Regions from separate parts of the Mus musculus genome. Here regions 2 and 3 are each linked to region 1. A link is a loop called in an ENCODE intact Hi-C map of the cell type or tissue named here. Cell type or tissue: left cerebral cortex. All regions are shown on one strand.

What was found. Hi-C counts contacts between places; a loop is a spot of excess contacts. Peaks named below come from ENCODE experiments on the same cell type or tissue, not always from the same donor. Only the 100,000 strongest peaks of a DNase experiment are listed, where the experiment ranks them.
Region 2: it touches region 1 in a loop (2.7-fold over the local background); 3 of 42 quality-filtered maps call a loop at or near these places.
Region 3: it touches region 1 in a loop (3-fold over the local background); 8 of 42 quality-filtered maps call a loop at or near these places.

What each region holds. Positions count from the first base shown.
Region 1 is chr5:115,650,205-115,655,204 of GRCm38, forward strand. Bicdl1 (BICD family like cargo adaptor 1) reads right to left here. Exons shown (of 9, transcript NM_001080808.2): 8 at 1,615-1,735. Among named protein-coding and RNA genes, the nearest start is that of Mir7030, 7.1 kb to the left of the region's middle. In left cerebral cortex, a CTCF peak has its summit at 2,999 (motif pointing right); a DNase peak (open chromatin) is centred at 2,927; H3K4me3 peaks cover 910 bases; H3K27ac peaks cover 1,523 bases.
Region 2 is chr5:115,904,668-115,909,667 of GRCm38, forward strand. It overlaps Cit (citron), which reads left to right. Exons shown (of 47, transcript NM_007708.3): 9 at 3,971-4,154. It overlaps Gm42008 (a long non-coding RNA gene), which reads right to left and starts at 3,941. Exons shown (of 3, transcript XR_003955981.1): 1 at 3,734-3,941; 2 at 1,699-3,348. In left cerebral cortex, CTCF peaks have their summits at 2,784 and 3,842; DNase peaks (open chromatin) are centred at 2,811, 3,125, 3,841 and 4,668; H3K4me3 peaks cover 3,002 bases; H3K27ac peaks cover 3,078 bases.
Region 3 is chr5:116,016,678-116,021,677 of GRCm38, forward strand. It overlaps Prkab1 (protein kinase, AMP-activated, beta 1 non-catalytic subunit), which reads right to left. Exons shown (of 7, transcript NM_031869.2): 2 at 4,806-4,969; 3 at 3,697-3,790; 4 at 3,327-3,441; 5 at 1,271-1,404. Among named protein-coding and RNA genes, the nearest start is that of Prkab1, 5.2 kb to the right of the region's middle. In left cerebral cortex, a CTCF peak has its summit at 2,273 (motif pointing right); a DNase peak (open chromatin) is centred at 67.

The sequences.
Region 1 (5,000 bases):
CCTGACAATGGGCTCCGCCACTACCCGTCTGCAAGGAGCCCTGGTAATTACCACTAGTATGCAACCACCACCTTCTCCTCCGGCTTTTAACCCAGTGGGAGCTGTGTGATGCTCTGACAAAAAGGCCCTAACAAACCCACAGGGACTCGGTTGCTCGAGTCCAAGCACATGGTGGGTGAGGCCAGGTTAGGGTGGGCTCCCTGCAGCATGGAAAGGTTGAGCTGTGTGGCTCAGTAGGCACTCATGAGCTGAAGGGCAGACCCTGGATGCCTCTTACCTCAGCTGCACTCAGGCCTTGCTCTGTGGGCGTATTTAAAGGTCTCCAAATGAAACCAGAGGACCTTCCTGACCCCTCCCCAGGTGGAGAGCACACAGCTTGTTCCCCTATTCCTCCTCCTCCTCCTTCCCCTGCCAGCTCCATTCTCCACTTGCCTCTCAGGTTAGACCCTGTGTCATTTTTGCCAGCACACGGCTCCTACTTCTTGAGCCCCAGTGCAGATTCTCAGCACACTGACTGCTCTGTGGCACTTAGGACAAGCTCCATAAAATACATTGTTCAACACCAAAGGGAAAACACAGAGCTTTAGAAAAAGTCCTCTCGATGCCACCATATTTTCTGTCACAGTCACTTCAACTGCGCTCTTCTACTTAAATAACTGAATCCACCAATGAACTCCCAGGGAATGTATCTCCTTGGAACTTTACACGTGCATGTGCACCTGTGCACGAGCTGGTCCCGATCCCGCCTGCTGCTATCCTGCAGTGCAAACCCATCTAGGACAGGGCGGCATTGGTCTGCCATGCTGCAGTGACAGGAGGAGGAGACTGGGACTTGATGGCACAGAGATGAGGCCAGGCTCTGGCATACAACACAGTGGGCCATGGGGAGATGGCAGATGTGGGACAGATGGCAGAGGACAACAGACGGATGGACGCAAGGCTCAATCTCACCTCAAAGGCAGGAGGGGTGTACAACTAAAGCTGTTGGCACAGGAACTGAGAAAGGCCACTAGATCAGAAACCAAAGCAGCCAGATAGTAAAGAGCCCCGAGGACGCAAACTGTAGCCGGGAGGAGAGAAGAGAACAGCCCCGGTGAGCCATGGTGCTGGCTGCTGCCGGCCCCATGGGGCCACGATGTAATGGACACTGCTGTTCTGTCGGTCACTGCGGGGCTCACCTAAGTCACAGGTGACTACTATCTAGTAGGTTACAGTCTCTTGGAGAAAGACATTAACCATTTGAATCAGCCTATCTCACCCTCATCCCTGAGTCACGACCTTAGGGCAGTAAGGAGTTGGGAGACCCTGAAAATGGGGACTTAGAGATAGCTGCATAGAGATAGCTGCACTGACCCATGCCTGAATAGCGCCCTTGGATGAAGAAGCCACAGACCTTTGAGAAGGGCAGGGCAGCACCTGTGGGGACCACTGGGCTGAACCACATCACTCTAAAACAAACCGAATGAGCAGCTGAGTGGGGCCGACTCCACATCTGGTGGAGGTGCATCCCTCCCAGGGGCTGCCTGGGCTTTCTGTCTCCTTGGGGCCCGGGGGCTCCTAATGCGGGTTCTGAGTGGGTGCCCCCCCCTCCCCCGGCCCTGGGCGCTTGCTTACCTGCCAAGCCTCCAGCTGCTGAGAGAGGTTCAGTTTTTGCTGAATGGCATCCAGTAGCTGGCTGTTCAGAGACATCATATCCATCTTGCACTTGGCGAGTTCCAGCTCCACAGCGTTCTTCCTGCAAACATGGGCTGCGATGAGCACGGACATGCGCACCTTGTGCCTCTTCACTAGGAGACCTGGAGTCTCGGGGAAGGGAAGGGCCGATCCCACACCATAGGGTCCCTGGAGCTATGCTTCTTCAAGGACTGACTGCAACTTGCCTGCTTCCTAACCAAGCCATAGGTACAAAAGATGACCTGTCATCGCTAAACAGGTGTCACAGCGAGAGGGTAAAAGAGGACAGAGCCTAGAGAGGATCAAAGGCCTCTCAACAAAGGCGCTGCTTGCTGGCCCTTCACTAAAGGCTGTGCACAGCACAGGGTGGGGACCTTCTCCTCCTGCTATAAAAGGTAGTCCTTTGGACAAGCTACTCAGCCATTAAAGAAACTGTTCCAAAGATAAAGATGTTCAAAGGATGGTGGCCATAGTTTAGCAACATTAGTTTGCAATAACTGGGGAACTGTTTAAAATTTTTTAAAAAAGACAATACAACACGGGCACCAGTGAAAACCCAGATACATGGTACTTACTGACAGTGATGGCACTGGGGAGGAAAAGGTCAAGGTTTTGGGAATAAAATTGCCAGTGTGTGGCCACATACCATACACGCTGGGGCTATCATCCCTGGAGATGGCACTGATACGAGCTCTCCCTCCTACTTCAATATTTCCCATTTGTGTGTCTTGGGTACTGTTTTGCTCACCTTCCCAACGTTATTACAGTTTAGCCGCTCAATGCAAAAAGCAGGCCCCGTGGAGAGGGTGTGAGAGGAGGATGCCGGTAGCGGAGCTGCCTCTGCAAAGGCGGCGCCCGCTGCCTGAAAGCAGATCCTGCCAGGCCCGTGGAGGGCCGCAGGCCTGGCCTGCAGTGGCTGCCCTTCTGCTCTCAGGACACACTAAATGAGCAAAGCCGGAACGAGTAGGTGATTCTTATTTGTACAGAACTCAGACCATACTTCCTCCTCGCCCGCCTTGCCCTCTACCCAGCAATTAGTCACCTACTCCACACCCGGTGTGCTGCATTCACCAGCCACTCTGCCCTAGAAGCAGCTCCCGACAACTCTGGGCTGGTCCCGGCCCCGCCCACTGCGGCTGCAGGCCACAGGGATAGGACCAAGCCTGTCCAATGGGCAAGCGTGCAGACACTGCAGATTGCTTCTGTCATGCCCACAGGCATTGGCTGTTAAAGAACAGCGGAAATCCTCCTGGCAGCGGTTGCCATGGACGCGATTTGCCTGACAGTTCCCCCAGCGGCTCTAGCCTCAGGAAGTACCAGGGTCCGCCCGCAGATGGCGCCGCGAGCAGCCCGGAGCTACCGGAAAGTGCTGACTAACGCCAGGGCCTGGAGACGCCAGTGCTGCAGTGCAGGAGGAAAGGGGAGTCTTTAACTGGAACCCCAGATCCAAAAGCATACCACACAACTCGCTTATCATACATGAATCCTAGTCTTTAAAAAGAGTTTTGGAGAGTGTTTCCGGGGTTGGAGAGTTGGCTCAGCGGTTAAGAGCACTGGCTGTTCTTCCAGAGGTCCTGAGTTCAATTCCCAGTAACCACATGATGGCTCACAACCATCTGTAATGGCATCCGATGCCCTCTTCTGATGTGTCTGAAGATAGCTACTGTGTACTCATATAACTAAAATAAAATAAATCTTAAAAAAAAAAAAGAATATTTCCAATGCCCAGAAGAACTCCTGAAGTCACTATTTTGATTTGTTTTGTTGTAAAGCCAATTGCTAGTCCCAGAACAATTGGTGGTACCCACATTGGTATGGTTTTAGTGGTACAATTTTTTCACCTGCCTGATTAACTTGTGTTTTTAGTGAGTGCTTTTGAATCGTAAGGTGATACACTGCTAGCGGCTTTCCCATTGTGTCAGATAAAGACTACCTTAAGGTTTCCCAGCGCAGTCTGCTGAGGCCAGTCTCCCTGGACACACGTTACAGTATACAGGTGAAGCAGCGGCTCCTCCCAGCCACTCTGACGCCACTGTGTGGGAGCCCCGGTGATTAACATGTGCAGGCACGGAGGTTCACCCGGAACATGGCACACAGGGGCAAGTGACACAGACAGGCCTTACCGAGATACACTGCACTCAATTCCCGAAACTGAGCTAGAAGAAACAGGCAACCTAATGGGAGGTCTGACCAGAGAAAAAGTAGACCCAAAAGTGAACCAGGACGCAGGTGATGGAAAGAATGGAAGGAATGGAAGGTAGAGCTGAGAACCTGCCACGCCACACTGCTCATGGCTCTAGCTTAAAGGCACAGGGCATCACTCAGACCAGCTCTCTTCAGACCCGCCTGCGCACTAGGGAGTGTGAGTCCTTGCCCTCCAGAGTTGGGTTTAAGAGCTTCCTTCCCTTCCTTTACTTCCCATTGTGGAGGCACCATTTACCTTCTCAGTGAAGGGGCAGCAACTGAGGCCCTAGGAAATATTTTTAGGTCAGCTGGGTGTGCTCGTGCACACCTGTAATCTCAGTACCTGGGTCTAAGACCAGGGAGAAGGCTGGCCTTAGAAGCCAGCCTTGGCTGCGTAGCTAAACAAAGCAACCAACTCACAGAATAGGGGCTCCGGGAAGCTACCCCTGTGTGCTTCCAACATGTCCGATGGAAAGAAATGCGCTCACACACCCCTTCTCTGTTAACAACAATGACGGCCCGACAACACGGTTTAAGAAGATGACCTAGCTTATTGGGAAAACAGAAGAGTGGACACTGAAATGGTATGAAATCATCCCAGTGAGAAGTGCAGACAGACAGACAGCCCGGCTTCCCAGGGGCAGCTCAGTTAAAGGGGTGGCAAGTATGACAGACTTTCAGAACACGTCAGTCAGGTGAGCTCTCGGGCGCCAGAGCAGATTCTAAGCAACTAAACCTCCATTTATGACATAACTTGTACGTGCTGGGGGAGGGTTAAGAAGGCTGACTGGATAGTGTTTTCTCGGAGGGTTTACTGGGAGAGCGTCTGCCTGGCACACACGAGGCTCCGGGCTTGCCCTCAGCATAAACACACCACCAAACAAAAAACCCATCTGACCAACTAACCCACACAACACTCTCGCTAAAGCTGACGGACCCGCAGATGAGGGTTCCTGCTAGGATGCTTTTGTGTACACTTGAGAATGTCTGTAAATGAAAAATTAACCAAAAATAACAAAGCAGTGGTTGACACAATAATAACTTTGGGAAGCTAAACTGTACATGGGGATACCCTATGCCACACTAGTAGCAGGGAATAGCACACGCCACCCATAGTAACAGAAAGAAAAACCAACCAACTA
Region 2 (5,000 bases), 250 kb after region 1:
GTGACCGCCTCTCCTGGCCCTTCAGGTCACTTTCCTCTTTCATCGTGTTGGCGCCCAGCCTTGGCATGTCCCCAGGATACTCCAGAACTCCTTGTCTGCAGACTATGGGGACGAGCCAGTGCACCTGGCTTAGCTTGCTCTTTTCTTAGGCTTCAGAGAGCTGGCTCTCTCACCTCAGTCTCAGTGCACTCTCTATGGAAGAAGGGTAGCCCTCCCCCTGGCCGAGTGTGTTCACACGCACTCGCTCAACACTCGCGTGTGCCGCTGTTCATTTCCCATGCTCCCGGATCCCATGGAGCCAGCTGCCCCAGCTGCAGTTTCTAAGTAGCCACCCTAGCTCTTCCCTTCTAAAGGGCCTAGATGAGGGGGTGGGCATCCTCACCCTTCTTGGGGCATTGGCTCATTTCTGGGCCACTTCTTCAGCTTTGAGGCTGCGGCTTCTCAGGTTGTGTGAGCCTTCGTTTGCTGAGGACCTGTTCTGAACTGACCACCTGGCAAGAGGTTGACGTCTCTAGCTTTTAATCTGTGCTATCAGTTCTCCCTTCTCTCAACTTGAAAATTATCTCACCTTTCTATATACCCCCCACTCCCACCCCTCAGTGCTGGGGATTGAACTCAGGGTCTTGCCCATGCTAGGTAGCATTCTACCACTGAACTATATTCTCAGCCTGTTGCGCACACGTGTGTGTGTGTGTGTGTATGTGTGTGTATGTGTGTGTATGTGTGTGTGTATGTATCTGTATGTGTGTGTATGTATGTATAAATGTATATGTGTGTGTATGTATGTGTGTGTATGTGTGCATGCAGATGTGTGTTTCTGCATGTAGAGGCCAGTGGACAGTCTCAGGTGTCGTTTCTTAGGTATCATTCACCTTTAAAAAATGAAAACAATGTTTTCTGTATCTGGTTTTGTCTGTGTCTATGGCTATGCCTGCATATGTTCCAGATGCTTGTGGAGGCCAGAAGAGGTCATCAGCTCTTTGGAGCTGGAGAGAAAAATGGTTATGAGCTGCTGTAAGGAAGGCAGGAATTGAACCCTCATCCTAGAAGAGTAGAAAATGCCCGTAACCACGGAGCCACCACTTTAGCTTTTCCCTTCCTCTCTCTGAGACGTGATCTCGCCCTGGCCTTGAACTCCCCATGTAGGCCAGGCTGGCCAGCCATGGAATGCCAGAGATCTTCCAGCCTCCACCGCACCGCTCAGTGCTGGTGATGAGGCTGTGCCATCCTGCTTGGCTTTATTTATTTGTAACCTGTGGGGATTGTACTCAGCCCCTTATGTTGGCTGACTCAACTCTCCAACCTCCCCACAGCCCCCAGAGACCGAGTCTCGCTATGTTCCTTGAGTTTATCATCTGTAGCCCAGGCAGGCCCTGGCCTTCTGATCCCCCTGCCTCAGCTGCCCGAGTGATCAGGTGATAGGCCTGTACTGGCAGCCCAAGCCTCTTTTCTAATCTTGACCGCAGTAATGCTTTGAGCATGGCAGAACTTTACAGATGAGCCTTATTTTATAGTACAGAAATTCAGAAATCATAATTACTTCACTGAGGGTGGCTCCTACCTCTCTATTAATCATCTTCCTAACACAGAAATGGAATTCTATTTTCGTCTCCTACAGATAAATTAGTATATAGTGGAAAGGGATTCAACTTCTGCGAGGAATTATAACGCCATGGTAGAATTAACACAAACACTCACCTTGGCGTGCCTGTGCCTTGTATAGCAGAGACCGACTCTACTCAGCGCAGATGCCGCGCTGTCTCACTGGACTTGAGCGGCTGCTAAGGTCTGCCACATCATGCACTGTACGCCAGCAATGATAACGGCCACAGGTCACCTTCATGGGTGTTCACCGAGTGCCAGAAGCCACACTGAGCACTTTGCATAGATTCACCTAACAGTCAGGTGCAGAGGCAGGAGAATCACAAGTTTGAGGCCAGCCTTCACTGCTTAGGGACACTCTTTCAAAGCCAGACATGACCTCCCCACAGATGCCTACAGAGGCTGAGTGCCTTTCCCAGGGTCATAGAACTGGAGTGGGTGGAATTGGGAGCCATTAAGCCACCATGTTTCTGTATCAGAGTCACCTACGTATTTCAGTATGTTTATCTCGATGTCCTTATCTTGGGATGGAAGCACTTCCTTTTGGTCATCATACATTGTAATTTCTGTGATTTCAATTTTAATCTTCCAAAGGAGGGATTGGGTGAGCACGGGCAGTCAGATGGGGTTTGCACCACCATTAGATTTGCACCCCAACCCCCCCCAACCCCCCGCTTATGGGTGTGCACAGGGGATGCGAACCCCTGCATCCAGTCCCAGTTCCCTTCCCATAAGCTAATGTTGAAAGCGTTAAGCCCCGGAGCTTCTGACTCCAGCAGGGAAGGCTGAGCTGCTCCCCGGAGAGCCCGGAGGTGTTAGATAAGTCTCTGTTAGCTCGCATTTCACATTCCCTGATCTTCTCTTCCCCACCTCACCTCGGTGCACCTCGGAGACTGTTCTTTTGCATATCCCAGAAGCACCCGCCGCCCCTCCGCGTTCACCTCCCTCTTCCTCCGCACCCCTCCACATCACTCCGGTTACTTCTCTGCCTGGCACTGCTTTGACCGTTGTCCCCGGGGATGCTTCGGCAACAGCCAGCTCCTTCTGAGTCTGTGGGGCTGAAGGCGTGCTTGCTGCTCACCCCCCACCCCACCCCCAGCACAGAACTCTGTCTGGAAAACAAGAGGTTAAAAAAGAAGTCTGGACCGTGAAGGGCTGTGACAACTGTCCTAGGGGGAGCTCTAGCGAGCCCTGGCGGGCAGTGACTCATGCGGCTCCGTCACTCAGATCGGCATTGGCCCCTGCCACGCAGGGTGGCCAGGTGGGGTTACCGCCAGAGCACGCACTAAGGAGTGGGGAGGTGGTAGCATGCAGCCTGCACTGCGGGGGATGTGATGCCGGCTTGCCAACTTCCCCCTGCCTGGTCCACTGCGGACGTCCCAGCCTGCAACCATGGTAACACTTCTGACTGGAAATGCCCCTGGGAGCCCCCCACGATGGGCAGCCTCCTGGTGACTGATGGACAGCCGCTCACGCGTCTGAGTGAGAGAGCCTAGTAGGTCTGCAGGCGGCAGAGACGATGTGATTCCACCCCCCCTCCCCAGCTGGGAGTCATGCCATAAGAGGTAGGAGCCTCACCACAGATGTGCGTCTGTGGGTCTCTATGTACCCCTCACCGGTGCTGGGTGCTGTAAATCACTGCAACTTTATCTGGCTGTCTTTTGATTATGCTGGTTGAACTGCGGTGGATTCGATGGGCAGGGGTGTGTTGAGGGGAGTGGGGGTTTTGGGGGGGGAGATAATGAACTAAAAAGGAAAAAAAAAAGTGGTTAATAGGATCTCTGAGTAGACTCAGCTGGCTATGAATGAACCAGACTGCAGCGGTGACCCAACCACGGTTGTACAGCTTTCTAAGCCCACCGTCCTGTTCTCTCCCCTCATTCTGGCTAAGTCATGAGACATGCACGTCTTCCATCTGACAGCCATGCATATCACCAACTATTAATCATTTTAGACCTGTCTGGAAGAGGGGCTCAATGGGCTTAGGTCACCCGGCACCCTGGCACTCCAGCGTCCAGGGATGGAAGGCTGCTGGAAATAATGAGCCAGGAGCTGCCTTCCCTGGGTGAGTTGCCCAAGCACTTCAGCGGGGGGGTCCAAGTGACCTGTCTGAGTTTATCTTTCACCTCACCCACTGCCCAGAGAGGCAAGCTGTCTGCGGGTTGGTGGCCATGTTGGCAGCGAAGGGGTTAATCTCTTGTTGCTGTAGGAGCCGAGGCTGGGTCTGCCTGCGCTAGGAGCTGGGTTGAAAGCAGTCGCTGCAGTGCTGTCTCCAAACGCCTAAGGAGTAAGGCGCTTTTTCCCCCTCTGCAACAGTGTGGAATTCTGAATTTTTTCTCCCCCCCCCCCTTGTTTTTCTTTTAACCAGCTCCTCCCCCCTTCGTCCCCACCCTCAAGTCTGACGATGACACCTCCAATTTTGATGAACCAGAGAAGAATTCGTGGGTTTCATCCTCTGTGTGCCAGCTGAGCCCCTCGGGCTTCTCAGGCGAAGAGCTGCCGTTTGTGGGATTTTCGTACAGCAAGGCACTGGGGTATCTTGGTAGATCTGAGTAAGTGACGGTGACTCTCTGGGGGGACCTGCATGGATGGCCGGTACACAGAGCCAAAGGTGCTGATGCTGGTGCTGTGGTGTGCTGTGCTGTGCTGGTGGGAGGGTTGGGGGAGTGCGTCGGAGGGAAGCCTCTGGGCTGCCTGTTTGGGGCTCGTGGGGCTAGACTGTTGATGCTCGGTTCTGCATGGCGTGTCAGGTGCCTGTTCCTCCTGTCCATGGCATCTGAACAGTCAGCTGGGCACTTTGGGTTAGTTTTTTCCATCTTTAGTCTTATTTAGAGGGAGGAGAAGAGTGGGAGATTTCTAGCAGTGCAGATACCCGGTTAAAAGGGGAACCTTGGATGAGTTAAACTGAGCTGTCTGTCCATCCATCTCAAGAGAGAGGATGGCCGGAACCCTGGCTGTATCGGAAAGGATCCGAAACACGGGATCTCATCAGCCTAAAGGGTTTCCCAATGGGTTTAACCGAGCTGCAAGTGGCTGAACCAGAGCTCTAGCAGAGAGATGACGCTGGGCTCCTGTCCAAGTATGCTGCAAGATCAGGGATCTGGCAGCTGAGCCATTCCAAGTAGGGAGAGAGCACTGGTGGCCAGAAGAAGCCCCGTTCCTTCCTGTGAGCCCCCAGGAGCAAGTGTGATGCAGCCGGCAACTAAAACCCTAAACAAACTCGGCAGCTAGAACGAGCAATAGAGATGTGCTGTAACCCTCCTGACCTGGGAATCGTCCTCTCTCGTCTGATAGGAAGCGTTCAGAAGACGGGGCAGACGGGGCTTGCTTGAAGGGTCCTGATTTCCAGACTCCTAGAATCTGTGTTAAAAACAGCTGCCTTGGGATGTAGGAGTTGG
Region 3 (5,000 bases), 370 kb after region 1:
CATCAAAAATTGTATCACAGCAGCTGGACAAGAAACTACAACAGTGGGTGGCTCAGCCTTAAAAAGGAAGGAAATTCTGTCACTTGCAACAACGTGGATGGACTATGGACATAAATAAGCCAGCCACAGGGAGACACATGCGACATCTTTTAAAAGCAGGCTAGGAGAACTGGATGGTAATTCTGGGGAAGACACCGGTTAAAAGCTACAAGATGTCTGCAGAGACAACTGTGAGAGGAGCTACGGCCCGAGAACAGGCTGACCACAGTCATTCACAGGACAGCAGATTTCCCAAAGCCTCTAAGAAAAGAACTCTGAGCGCTGTCTGGGGATGCCAGTCAACGTATCTGCTCCAGTCTCTTCACTGTGAAGCTGAAATAAGACTCCTCGGAGAGCACTTTCCTAACTGAAGACAAGATCTGTAAGAGCTGACAGTGAGGTCAGACACAGTTCTCCTGAATTCATGGTCTAGCCTCTCCCTAGCCATGCCTCTGTGTGTGTGTATGTGTGTGCGTGTGCGTGCACGCGCGCTGAATCTTTAAGGACAGCGGCTAAGGGTCCTTGCAGTTCTGTTACTAATGCGCACTGGTTATTTGTTTAGCCAGTGGGGTCTGAGGCTGAGTGGTCTCTCCACTGACCTCCTCCTGGATTCACAGGAGTGAGCCGGGATCTGTGCTTGGTCACAGCACAGAGTGGACTGAGTCCACTTAAGGAAAGGCACGTCTTCCACAAACCCTGACACTGCCGTAGGGAACCCTCCACACACAGTCAGCTCAGCAGCACGTGGGCTCTGCTGCTGTGTCCAGTGTTGAGGGAGGGGCTTTCTTTAGCACCAGATACAGTTTGCTTTGTCCCTAAGGGCTCACGTACTGGGAACTTAGTCCCCAGTGACTGCTGGGAGATGGGTCCTAACTGGTGGTGAATTAGGTCATGAGGGCGGAGCATGGATTAATGTAGGCACCCTGAGTGGGTCAGTCATCCTGAGGGCATCGCTTGCCCTTGCACCTTCTGCCACAGTGGATGTGGTAGAGGTTATAATGTGTTATAAGACAGCTCGAATTCTACCCCAGGAGGGCTGACGTTTCCAAAAGTAACTTAGTAACTAAAACTAGATTCTAAAATGTCTAGCTGACCAAGGGGTGTGTAACAGATGTGAATCTTTCACAATGTCAGGGGAGGACCACAGCAGTCCCCAACAGTGGAAGGCACAGGAGTTCTCCACTGTCTTTTAAGAAGTGAGCAGAAAGGAGCTCCAGATGGGAGTACTCACAGAGATGCCCGTGTCCTTGTTCAAGATGACCTGCAGCAGGTGTGGCGGGAGGATGGGCGGGGCTTTGAACCTCTCTTCTGGTTTAGACATGTAAGGCTCCTGGTGGTAGGGTCCTGGGGGCGAGCTGGACAGCTCTGTTGGGAGATGTCGACAAGACACTCAGACTGTAGGCTCTGCAGCTGCATTTGATGCATGGGGCCCTCATCTAGCTTTCTGTCCTGATTTCCTCAATCCAGGTTTGTATTTTCTTCAAAGACATTCAAGCTCAAACAGGGAAAACCAGAGGGGATGAAAAGTGCCCTGGAACCGGGGTGCTCGGGATAAAGCTCGACGCTACCTCGAGAAGCTCAGTGGAAGGAAGAGCAGCTGTGGCAAAGCCTAACAGGGAAGCCATCCCCCATAGCCTGGCCTCTCGTCAGCACAGTAAGGCTTCCTTCTTACTGCAGGCTGAGTTTGGCAACTGCCACAAGTTCTGGGCTTCAAGTGGGGATTAAGTGGCCCAGCCTAAGTTACCAAGTCTCCCAGGCAGAATAAAAGAAGTCTAACGAGGTACTGATGCACTAAAAAATAACCATAAAGACCAACGTGTAAAGGATCTTTGGCTCTACACTCCTGGGTCTGAGTGTTTTCACTATGTAGGCGCAGTAGAAGCTTCTGGAAGCACAGTACCTTGCCTTAGAAGCACCTCGAATCATGACAGCTGGCTGGCTAGATAGAGGATGGCACTGAGCTGTCACCCGAGTGTCGGGAAGGGTTCTGGCTACCTGACCCCTAAGCTGGCCCAGGGCTGCTTTAACTTTCTCAACATCAATTTCTAGGTCAGGCTCCCTTCACACCTCAGCACAAGAACTGAGAAAAAGCACTCGATGCAGAAAGCTGAGCTGTAAGAAATAAATACATGGCATTTAAAAAAAAAAAAAACAAAAAACAAACCCAAACAAGCCACTTGAATGTCTAACAGGAAGTTTAGAGCTGATCTGGCTCCAGCAGCAGGGGGCGGTGCACTTTCTGCCTGCAAATGATCAACCAGACCTTTAGCTGAAGGCTCTGTTGAATAGTGTGAAGTTCGTGTCAGAAGCGTGTGCACTGCCTCCAGGCTGCACCCTTTGCCTGTCTGAAATGTGTAAGTGGTCATCCAGGAATGGCCGATAACCCCAGTAAGAGAGCACTGTTTTTAGATTTCTAAGCCTAGATCTGTAACCTTAACCACGGCCAGCCAAGCCCACCAGTCAATTACAGCTGTGGAGTCAGAAGTGCTAACTGTAAGAGATCCCAGAGACACGGAGGTGAGGGTGGGAAAGCCCTCGGTAAACTGATAGCTGGCTACTGCTGAGAGCTTATCTTACTGATTCCCAGAACTGCTGCCCAGGAAGCAGCCCACACACAAAGAAGGGAAGCACACCTAACGTCCATCTGGATTCTAACACACAGTTTCTCTCCTGAGCTGTCCCTCTGACCTTCCAGGGATTCTCTTCCTCCCAGATGTGGTCGGAACAAAGGTCACCGAAAGCTCCGTGCTTAGAGGACTCTAGTTTACCGTGACTGAGCACAACAGGTTTCCAGAAAAGAGCGTTGTGCCATGTGGCCTGTTTTCTATGGGGAGTCACTTCCAGTCAAGTGTGAATGGACGGCACCAGTGACAGCCAAGGTCACCGAGGTGGCGTTTATCACCTGTCAGCCTGCAATTCTCCAGGCACCACTGGCAGGACACGAGCTGGCAGTTTCCCTGGCAGTGGTTCACTACTGACCCAACGTGTCCTCGTGGGTCTCTTCAGGCCTGCCTATGGCATAACATCAAGTGTAGCTCTGTTCTAAAGCCAAGTGGAACTGCAAAATATCCCATAAGGCAAGGGCAGTGACTTATGGTTTCTTTGGGGGTTAAACTCCAACAGCCAGGGCCACTGGAATTAGGAAGGAACTGCTGTGGTCCGGAGAGCTACAACTGTCCACCTGGCTGGGCAGCTTTTGCTCAAGTGTGAGAGGCGAGGGAAACAGAGTATGTCCAGGCCACAGAGCCCCAGCCTGCACACACGTGGGATAAAGTAACTGTTCATACCAGACACATCGGAGCACTTTTGGGAATCCACCATTAAAGCATCAAATACTTCAAAGTCAGTTTTCTTCACTTGAATGATGTTGTTAACTGTGCCAAGCTGGCTGGTTACTATTGGCTGGGAAGAGACAGATAGGCAGAAATCATAACGTGGAAGGTCTGTGGATTCTTCAGAGGACTAGAATTCCTGGCTGGAAGGCCTCACTGCCTGGTTAGCGACTCTTGGTTAATTATACCAATGAGCTGGTAACTGGCGCTATCTAACTCAGAGCCACACGCAGGGAAGAGGGTCCTGATAGCACGCCACAAGGGAGGTGATGGGTGCTGGTTGTGCAGGTAGGTACTAGAGGGCCAAGGGCTGCAGGCAAAGTACCTCAGAAGGATCATGGGTCCACTGTCCATCCACGAAGAACTTGTACTGATGCTCTCCTTCAGGCAGGTCCAGGATGGCTACAAAGTTATTCTGGCTGCAGGAAGAAAGGAAGTAGAATTTCAGCTGGGTGGGCTGCCCTCTGACTCCAGGTATAACCAAGAGTTTGGCTGCAGGATGGCAAACATGGCAACCAATTCAGACAATTAATTCTTGGTCACGGCCACTAATGGAGCAGCAGGAAACTCACTTTGCTCAGACACTAGGAACCTAGAATCCTAACACTGGAAGGTCAACAAATGGCTGTTCATACCTTCCAAGTCTCCACGCAGAATACCACCGGGCGGGCAGGCGGGCTGGGTGCCACGGAGGTAAACATAGGCTGCCGAGCCATCCCTTTTGTCAGTGTGCCATGACAGGGACTGAGCCAGCGTAACAGGGCACATAGACGTTCTCCACACAGACCTGTCTAACTACCCCGCCACTCCTGAGATTGCTGTGGACTTGTAGCAGCCCTGGAAACACAGGGACACTGACAACAGTTGGGCTCAGACCAGCAGGGCACGGGCTCTCCCTCTGTTTACCAGAAGTAGTCACTGGTAAAGGCGCGATGACAGGAGTCCACACTAGGGTTTTTTTGTTTTGCTTTGTTTTTTTTGTTTTTTGTTTTTGTTTTTTTCGAGACAGGGTTTCTCTGTGTAGCCCTGGCTGTCCTGGAACTCACTTTGTAGACCAGGCTGGCCTCGAACTCAGAAATCCGCCTGCCTCTGCCTCCCGAGTGCTGGGATTAAAGGCGTGCGCCACCACTGCCCAGCCACATCAGGGTTTTGATAAATCGTCTCACTGAACCCTTGCTAATGATGTCTTCAGAGCATGGAACTTCCAACCTTCCAAAAAATAACACACAGGACTCAGTTAGAAGGGATCCAGGTCACCTGGTCCAGGAGTCCGATACAGAAGTGACCGTTCCATGCAGTAATGGGCTGGGATCCACACCCCTAAGGGTCCCAGCCCAGCGTTCTCTCCAATGCACCGGGAACAACTTTCTCAGAAGAAATGTATATCTAAATGTCAGAGCATAGCACAGAAATATCGTCCGCCGAGATCCTTACCTTCTCGTGAGGGGAAGCTTGCTCCAGTTGTTGAAGGACCCAGACAAGTAGACTTCCTTTCCACCCCCTGTCCATCGAAACACGGTGGGCCGGGCCTGGGCGGGGGCTTTATCATTCGCTTCCAGGTCGTGCTGCCAGGCCAGGAATTCCTCTTTCTCTGGAGCCTAAGAAGCAGAGGCGTTTACTTGGGGTCAG